Linked DNA regions of Homo sapiens: region 2 is linked to region 1. The links are chromatin contacts, found by Hi-C or POLR2A ChIA-PET in ENCODE. All regions are on one chromosome and are shown on one strand. The core of a region is the stretch at or near the end of the contact, and the rest is flanking DNA. Distances in the headings are between cores, read along the strand shown.

Region 1 (4,578 bases), core at 365-2,864:
GACTGTTTGAACCCAGGAGTTTGAGACCAGCCTGGACAACGTGGCAAGACCCTGTCTCTACAAAACAACAACAAAAATAAAATAAAATAGGAGAAGTGATTCGTGAGGCTGAGGGGATGGCTAGAGGCCAGGAGTTTGAGACCAGCCTGGGAAACATAGCAAGACTCCGTCTCTATAAAAAAATCTTACAAATTAGCCAGGCATCTGTAGTCTGTAGCCATGTCTGTAGTCCTGGCTACTTGGGAGGCTGAGGCAAGAGGATCTCCTAACTCAGGTGTTCAAGGCTGCAATGAGCCAAGATCGTGCCACTGTAGTCCAGCCTGGGTGACAGAGGGAGACCCTGTCTCAAAAAAAAAAAAAAAAAAAAGTAAATATAGAAGGTGAGGTGGGCGGGGAGCAGGAGAAGGAAAGATGAATTTCAAAGACTGGGAAGGCAATAGAATATCCTGGTAAAGGGGGCTGCACTCACTGTCCATTGTCGATGTTAGTGTTCTGAATCAAGTTTTGGGCCGCAACCTTCATCAAGGTCTAGTCAAAACAAAAACAAAACACGTGGGAAATGGAAAAACAAAAGGGAATACCTCTGGCAGATCTACACTCTTTCTTGAGATCACTCAGTCTCAGGTTTTCTTTTCAACTGGCACCTTCCCTCCTGACTTTCCAAAGTAATATTCGTTTCCATTCCTATAGCTGTCACCACTCCATCCTCCCAGAGGCCCGCTCTCACCTGAGCTTCTCGCCAATAACCTAAGGGTCCTCCCTCACCTATCAATCAAGGGCAGAATCTCCGTATAAGCCAGTACTCTCCTCAGGCTTTAACGACCAGAGCCCAGTTTCTCCTTTAAACAACCCCTCACTCAAGCTCCGGCCAGTCCCAGCCTCAGCATCAGCGCTGATCCCATCTCTGCCGAGCTTCGCTTAGGTCTCGCAGAAAACAACAGTTTTATTTATTTATTTATTTATTTTTTTGACGGAGTCTCGCTCTGTTGCCCAGGCTGGAGTGCAATGGCACGATGTCGGCTCACTGCAACCTCCGCCTCCTGGGTTCAAGCGATTCTCCTGCCTCAGCTTCCCGAGTAGCTGTAATTACAGGCGCGCGCCACCATGCCCGGCTAATTTTTGTATTTTTAGTAGAGACGAGGTTTCACCAGGCTGGTCTTGAACTCCTGACCTCAAGTGATCCGCCCGCCTCGGCCTCCCAAAGTGCTGGGAACACAGGCGTGCACCAGCCAGGCCAAAACAGCAGGTTCTATTCCTCTTTCTGCTTAGCGCTCTCTCCGACTAACCTGGCCCTCGGCCTGCCCCTCTAGACTACCAAATCCAGTTTGCTTCTCGCTGCTTAAGGCCAATCACCTGTAGACTCTCCTTCAGCTGCGGGATGAGCATCTTATAACGCTGCACAGGATCGAAGTCCTGTTGCTGTTGCTGCAGGAGGCCGCTCTGGGCAGGGCCCACCAGTTGTGCTGGCGGTTGCGGCTGCTGCTGGGGACCCGGGCCGCCAGCCGAACTAGGACCCGATACACCAGCAGCTGAGGAAGCCGCTGAAGCTTGCTGCTGGGATGCAGCCATCTTCCTCGCGTAGACCGCCGGAAGTGCGTTACGACTGCGTCTCTCCCCGTTGCTTTTCAGCATCCCTATTTCTAGTCCCCGTTTGCTAGTTAGTCCCGCCCCCTAGGCAATTAAGCCAATGGAGGGGAAGGAGGTGCCCCAACGTTACGTCACTCTCAAATCTGCGTCCAGACTGAGATATCTCTCCACCAATCACAGAAGCACCTCTCTCCCTCGCTCCGCCCTTCACCCAGACGCTCGCCAATCCGTGTGTGGTTCCGAGCCGGACTTCATTTCCCCGAAGGCGTCGCGGCCTGAGGAGACCCGTTGGGTCCTCAGCGTCTTGGCGGCAGTTGGTGGAACCGGAGCTTCGAGTCCGTCCCCGGTGCTGCCTGCGCGTTCACCTGAGTCTCGCTGGAGCTCTTCTCGCCCGCCCACCTCATCTCAACCCACTTTCCGCGGGGAGCGGCGCCAAGCTGGGCCTTCCTCGGATCAGGCGTCCCCTGAAGTCGGCACGCCCCTCTGCGTCCCCCTTCGGTCCCGCTAGGACCCCGTCCGGGCTGCCGTCGCCTCGTCGCTATGGCGCCCACCATCCAGACCCAGGCCCAGCGGGAGGATGGCCACAGGTAGGCGCCACGCTTTTCTGTTGCAGCAAGGCGGGGGATCGGGAGAGGGTTTCTGCTGAACAACGTCACCAGCCCCCAGGTCTGCCCGTGACGTCATGAAGCGCTCACCTTTGACGAAGGGGGCGGGTTCCTTCTGAGATTCAGGTGTTCCCCTCCTCCCCGCCGTGCAGTTCAGGGATTAGGCTTTTGGAGACTCCCTCCAGAAGGGATCCCTCCAGTCAACCGTTTGGAGACCCCTCTTCCGAAGACGATTGAGTACATGGTTCTTTATTAAAGCACTTGAAGCCATCTCCTGCAAAAGGGATTGAGCACTTGGCCTTGTTCATTAAAGCTTTTGGGGGCATTTCTTCCTAAATAAATTGAACATTTGTCTCCTTCCATTAAAGCATTTGGACACTCCCCACACCACCACCCAAAGAAACCAGCATTTGTCACCCCTCCTACCTTTTGAAAGGTTGGGGAAGCCTTTTTCATTCTCCTGTCAATCCCGTCCTCTCCACCTATCACTGTTTCTTTCTTCTCCACTAGGCCCAATTCCCACCGGACTCTGCCTGAGAGGTGAGCCCCACTGTGCTTTCCCAGGAGCGGTGGGGCAGTGGGGCTGGGAGCAGAGGTGGGGCAGCGGGGGCCCACTTTTGAGCCACTAATGTTCCTAGGTCTGGAGTGGTCTGCCGAGTCAAGTACTGCAATAGCCTCCCTGATATCCCCTTCGACCCCAAGTTCATCACCTACCCCTTCGACCAGAACAGGTGAGACTAAGGAATGGGAAAACTACTCAGGTATGAGTTCCTTGAAGGCAGGGACTGCTTGTCTCGTTGGCTGCTGTCTGCTCAGGGCCTAGCACAGTACCTACCCTAGCACATAGTAGTAGCTGCTCAATTGTTAATGGAGCAAGCAGTGTCCAAGTCCCTTCCCACTGGGGAGCCAGCTTTCAGACTCTGCCATGGGGGACACTTCATTCTGAGTTCCTCCCCAGAGAAGCTCCGCCTCTGGGAAGCAGGGCTGTGAGGGGTGAAGCTGGAATCCAAACACCACAATAGGTGTTTCCCCACCCAGGTTCGTCCAGTACAAAGCCACTTCCTTGGAGAAACAGCACAAACATGACCTCCTGACTGAGCCAGACCTGGGGGTCACCATCGATCTCATCAATCCTGACACCTACCGCATCGACCCCAATGGTGTGTGGGGAGACAGGGAGGGTCTGCTCTAGGTCAGCAAAGGCTCAGGCCTGGGCCTCCCTCATGGTCCTCCTGCCCCCCGCTCTCCTCTAGTTCTTCTAGATCCAGCTGATGAGAAACTTTTGGAAGAGGAGATTCAGGCCCCCACCAGCTCCAAGAGGTGAGTGGGTAGCAAATGGGTACTGGAGACTGGCTCAGGTGGGCCCTACAAGCAGGAGGGCAGTGGGGTCCTGAGATACCTGATTTCCCACCCCAGATCCCAGCAGCACGCGAAGGTGGTGCCATGGATGCGAAAGACAGAGTACATCTCCACTGAGTTCAACCGTTATGGCATCTCCAATGAGAAGCCTGAGGTCAAGTAAGTTACTAACAGGAAGAGAGGGAAGGTGGAGATATTAGGTGTGTCCAGTGGCCCCTAAGGACCTTTTTCTTCATTCCTAGGATTGGGGTTTCTGTGAAGCAGCAGTTTACCGAGGAAGAAATATACAAAGACAGGGATAGCCAGATCACAGCCATTGAGAAGACTTTTGAGGATGCCCAGAAATCAGTAATTGAGGGACTGGGATGGGGAGAGGCAAGGGTGCGGCTGCAGAGCTCCTCCTCACCTTGTTTTTGTTCCACCAGATCTCACAGCATTACAGCAAACCCCGAGTCACACCGGTGGAGGTCATGCCTGTCTTCCCAGACTTTAAGGTCAGGCCCAAGGTGGGAGGTAGAAAGGGACAGCCTATTTGTGCCTGTTCCCATCTAACCCCAGTGCCTCCATCTCCCTAGATGTGGATCAATCCATGTGCTCAGGTGATCTTTGACTCAGACCCAGCCCCCAAGGACACGAGTGGTGCAGCTGCGTTGGAGATGATGTCTCAGGCCATGATTAGGTAGGTGGTCCTGCTGTCCACCTTGGCCTGCTCCTTGCTGCCTCTTGTCCTCACACTTCATTGCTACTCCTTTTCCCCCAACCAGGGGCATGATGGATGAGGAAGGGAACCAGTTTGTGGCCTATTTCCTGCCTGTAGAAGAGACGTTGAAGAAACGAAAGCGGGACCAGGAGGAGGAGATGGACTATGCACCAGATGATGTGTGCGTGGGTTGCGGTTAAGTTTTGGGGATTGGGAAGTTTTGGGGATTGGGATAGGGAAGAAATGGGGCTGAACCTGTGCCCTCATCTTCAGGTATGACTACAAAATTGCTCGGGAGTACAACTGGAACGTGAAGAACAAAGCTAG
Region 2 (4,675 bases), core at 2,025-4,524, 2.2 Mb before region 1:
ATGAAAAGCTAATATTTAATTATATGTACATACAGTCTTTCTGGATTTTCTCTTTTGCCTCCTGTTTTGAAAAATATTTGGATTTGAGTGAAACTCCGTTTTAGAAATTAATTGCTTGGTACAATATACCCATGTAACTACCCTGCACATGTACCCCCTGAATCTATAATAAGAGTTGAAATTTTGACAAAATAAAATTAGATTTTGAATTAAAACAAATAGGTGCTTGGTTCCTCTGCTCACTTCTTTTTAAAAGGAATTCCTCTCCCATGTACTTCTTCTTTTCCCTTCTTTACCTTCCTTTTGGCATCTTTGGTATCACATGAAGGGATCTAGAGGGAATTTTAAGTGACTCTGAAATTCCTTGAGAAATACACAAAAAGATCCCACTCACCCCTTTTGGGGGTCTCCTGTTCTCCTTGTGGAGTCCAGAGTCAGGGACAGGCTCCTCCAGGTCTGCAGCTCTGCTCTCTTTTATTTCATCTTGGCTGATTGCTTTGGTTTTGTGAGTACCAGGCATTACTTTGTACTGTGAGAGACACGTCCTTTGTGAGTGCAACGGCTGCTGGGTCACTGGTGAGGGCTGCAGTTTGGAGATGGCTGAGAGCCGTTGCAATAAATGGTTGTGATTGCAGGGGGCTCCTTGTTTCTTTGCAAGTTTAGATGAGAAAGGTGCAGTTTGGACACAGTTTAAAGGCTGTGAAAACACCACCAATGAATATGATTTCCTTTGGGGATGGTCTGATTAAAAGTGGGCTGATTGTTGCTGTGCTACTAGCCTTGAAGACATGTTTCTACAGCATTGTGCAGTGTGGAAAAATTGTGTGGCTTGGTCTTGTGGCATGTCCCTTCTTTTAGAGACCTCAGATTCAATGTGAAATTCGGGATTTTTGATTTTCAAAGATCTAGATGCCCTGCCTTCCAGATGTGCCTACTCTTCACATATTTTAAAATTAGATCCTATAAACTGCAAATACTTTGTTGGCTTCTGTGAGATCAGAGGTCCAGTTAGAAAAGGAAGACAGTTTGTTAAAATTAAAAACTATTTATCTAATCTAACTAGATTGGCCTCCAAATATGACTTTCTGACATTCAGCTGGTTACTCTGAAAAGATTTCTAAATCTCTTGAGGCTCATCTATATGTTTCCTTGCAAAGAAAAAAAAAAAAAAAAAAAAGCAAGCCCAAGCACTAGTAAGAAAAAGATTTGCAATGTTTCATGAAAGGAGTAGATGAGTGAAGCATTTATTTGTAGATACTGGGTTGGATACCTGTGCAAAGAAGAAGAGGTCAATAATAAAAATTGCCAGGGGATTTCTTGGAACTTAACAAGCTGAATTAAATATAGAAATGTCAGGAAATCAAGGCAGGAAATACTCACTTGTGGTTAGGCAGACAGGGCAGGGTTCTGAGCTTGAGATGGAGCAAACAGTTGTGGTGGGTGAAGTTCACATGCTTTAGAGCTCAGCTGTCCTAGTAAAGAAGCCTAAGAGTCTCTAAAGCTCTTATGAGAAGATGGATTTTTTTTGCCTAGATTAAAAGGTTAAAGAATTGCTTTAAGTTGGATAAAATAAAGCTAAATGTTTAAGCAAGTTGTGAAAGGTTTATGAAAAAATTAATTAAAATATTTTTGTGTGTAAACATATTGACTAAAGTTGAAGGGGTATAATTCAGCATTTCTGTAAATTGAGCATTGAAATAAAAACACAATGGGTTTCTCTTAGAGCACTAACCTGCTCTTTAACAAAAATTGTAAAGGGTTATAGAAAGTCTATAAAAATGTTACCTTATGGTCAAACATTAAAATTGGGTAAATATGTCTATCAGGTTTTATTAAGAATTAGGTTTAACATTAATAGTACACTAATGTAAAGGTGAAATTTGGCTTATTTGGTACAAAAATCATACAGGAAGCATTGTGAAATATAAAATGATTTTTAGCTTTCTTTGGGCTATATTTCTATAAATATGTTATTGATGAGGGTTCCAAAGTTATGGGAGACTCCTATAATTCTGCTATATCTCAGTGTACATTATCAGTCATAATTATAATTGTCATGTTAAATTATTGTGGGCCACAGAGGTAACAGATTTCCTTGTCAATTGTGTCTTTGACTATGACTACCCTAAAACGTTCAGTCACCCATATACACATGTTACCTTGTTTTGGCCCTCTTTAGAAGGTAATTTTATAATCAGCTATAAAGCCCTAACAGGTGCTCTTAAATGCAAATTTTGATAACTTTGGAGATTGTGACATCAGAAGAGAGGAAAAATGTTCGGGACACTTGGAGAGCTAAAATGTTCATTGATATCAAGCAGGACAGGAATTAACTGCATGAAGTGAACTAATAGGAGGCTGAAGTGATCTTTTTGACTTTTTGCTTAAAACGTTGCTGATCCTTTGTTTTGCTTTTCAGAGTCAAGGCAAATTTTCTTTTGAGCTATTGACAGCTTTTAACGATTAATCAAAATATACTCCTATGAACACCATTTGGAGCATTATTTGTTTCTCTCTACCCGATTTCCCCAGAATTTGGAAACTATTTGTGGGTATTCTTAATTTATGGCAATATAGTTATTTGCATAAGTGCAATAAGAATGTGTTTTCTTTGGTAACAGGACACAATTTGAAAAACTGGTTATTTTACCAAGGTTTTGACCAGAATGCTGTGCTTTCCTTTAAGGAATCAAACTTGACTTGTGGAGCTAATAAAGCCTTTGGAAAACTGACCTTATATCCTGTGAACACAGTCCCTGTACAGGGTTACTGATCTGTGGGAAGAAAAGAATGTCACATTCTGACAGGTCAGGAATCCCAAGTTATCTTGAAACTTCAAGAGGACAGGAATTCACCCAACCATATGTATTTGATGGTAGAAATCCATGGCAGGGGCTCAGCTTTAAAAAGTCTTATCTCAGATTCCTTCTATAAAACAAAGTCCCATTAAAACCAATTTTAAAAGCCTATGTGAAAAATAATTATTCTTGCTGCACCTCGTACAAATAAAGTGGCAAAGCATAATAAAGCAAATTGGTCCTGTCGTAATTTGTCTTTAGTAAAAACGGGAAACTGGGGTCGGGTGCAGTGGCTCACTCCTGTAATCCCAGCACTTTGGGAGGCTGAGGTGGGCAGATCATCTGAGGTCAGGAGTTCAAGACCAGCCTGGCCAACACGGTGAAACCCCATCTCTACAAAAATACAAAAATGAGCCGGGCATGATGGCGGGTGCCTGTAATCCCAGCTACTCAAGGGGCTGAGGCAGGGAAGCGGAGGTTACAGTGAGTCAAGATCGTGCCACTTCACGACAGCCTGGGTGACAGAGCAAGACTCCATCTCAACAACAACAACAAAAAAGGGTAACTGGAGAGAGGGAAGTTATGTTTCAAAAACTTTTGGAAACTATAGTACACCTGTTTTTAAATTCTAGTCTGGCATTCAGTTTTTATTATTTTCTACAGTTTGGGTTAAATTCGTATTTCTCTGGCTACAAGTCTCCTAAATAATCTTTTCATTTGTTTCCTTTTTCTTTCCCTTTTTCCCCATTTTTCTTAATTGGAAATCACTGAAACCTAAGCTGTGCTTTCTTAAAGCCCTGTGAACTGAAGACTAGACAACCGAAACTTCTGAAGGAAGTAGCAGCAACCTATTTATATGTGTTGCTGTTGCCTACTATTATGTTTTAGCAGGTGCTGCCTCTACACCCCCGAAACAGAGAGTGCTACTGGGAACAAATCGACTTTTTCCACTCCAGTGCTGCATTCGGTGCCCCATAACGATGACCCCCTCTCAGCAGGAAGTAGCCAGAAAGATTACAATGCTCCATCTCCCTATGATTCTTGTGATAAATAAATATACAAGCATGATAGAAATCATGCGCAAATTGACAGTGGGGATTGTGGCAGGCCAGATTTCACTAATGGAGGTCCCCATCACAACTACTTCAGTACTGACTGAGTGGTTAAGTTCAGTATCAAAAGCTGAAAGTGCCAGCGCCTTTCTACAAAGGCTAGAATGTAACAAAAGCCCACCAAGGGTTTTACCTAGGCCTTTCCTGGGCCTTACAGCATGACAAAACAAAGAAGGAATTCTTAACCAGACCTGTTTAGGATTAAACAAATTTAATTGGGGGTCTGAAGAAACTCGCCAGGCCTCCACAAACAAGTTCATTGGGGGTCTAAAGGAACCCCCCCCAAACCTCTGTGATTGAGCAGGAGACAAGGTCAGGGTAATAGCCCCAGCACCTGGACTCATTTAGATTTAAGTAAATGTACTGAGGCTCCAGAGAAAGGTCTCCAAGACTTAGACTAGAGTTACAGATTAAAAGAAGTTAATCACTTATATCTTTAGATAAATGCACACTGACACGTAGACATACATCTTAGAAAATATATAAGCTCTGGAAAACCTTGTAATTTACAGTTGGTCTGGAGATATTTTCTGGGCCTTCTCTCTGTAACCGGTTCCAGAAATAAAAAACTCTCTTCCTCCCCAGTTTATCTGCATCTCGTTATTGGGCCGTGAGAAATAGCAGCCAGACCCTGAGTTTGGTCTGGGAACACACTGGCTGGGCTTCCTGCCTGGCGGTAGAGCTTCACTGTCCTCCTTCCCAGCCAAAATGTGGCCCTTGAAGGCTTCCTCCCCAACTGACCGGTTTTGGGTTCTAGGTACTCAG

Evidence for each region. A loop is a pair of places that touch in the nucleus more often than their neighbours do. ChIA-PET counts read pairs that join two places held with the same protein, here RNA polymerase II (POLR2A). Pooled maps may share reads with other maps.
Region 2: a loop to region 1 is called in a pooled map, with 6 times the contacts of the local background. The contact joins the enhancer-like site here to the promoter of MED29 in region 1. A Hi-C loop is called at or near these places in 1 of 168 maps with a recorded cell type or tissue (naive thymus-derived CD4-positive, alpha-beta T cell) and 8 of 50 pooled maps. POLR2A ChIA-PET finds 5 or more read pairs at or near these places in 1 of 52 experiments (activated naive CD4-positive, alpha-beta T cell).

What each region holds. Positions count from the first base shown.
Region 1 is chr19:39,388,414-39,392,991 of GRCh38, reverse strand. MED29 (mediator complex subunit 29) reads right to left here and starts at 1,614. Exons shown (of 4, transcript NM_017592.4): 1 at 1,354-1,614; 2 at 470-528. The coding sequence starts at 1,569. PAF1 (PAF1 component of Paf1/RNA polymerase II complex) reads left to right here and starts at 1,886. Exons shown (of 14, transcript NM_019088.4): 1 at 1,886-2,174; 2 at 2,703-2,732; 3 at 2,831-2,923; 4 at 3,231-3,352; 5 at 3,446-3,512; 6 at 3,609-3,710; 7 at 3,794-3,899; 8 at 3,977-4,045; 9 at 4,127-4,230; 10 at 4,316-4,432; 11 at 4,525-4,578. The coding sequence starts at 2,128. It also overlaps a transcript of SAMD4B not described here. RefSeq lists an enhancer at 1,270-1,559 and a silencer at 3,097-3,228.
Region 2 is chr19:41,551,805-41,556,479 of GRCh38, reverse strand. It overlaps a transcript of CEACAM21 not described here. Among named protein-coding and RNA genes, the nearest start is that of LINC01480, 19 kb to the right of the region's middle. Within about 2 kb of position 3,274, at least 5 of the 41 ENCODE cell types and tissues checked have a DNase peak (open chromatin) inside an H3K27ac peak, as active enhancers do.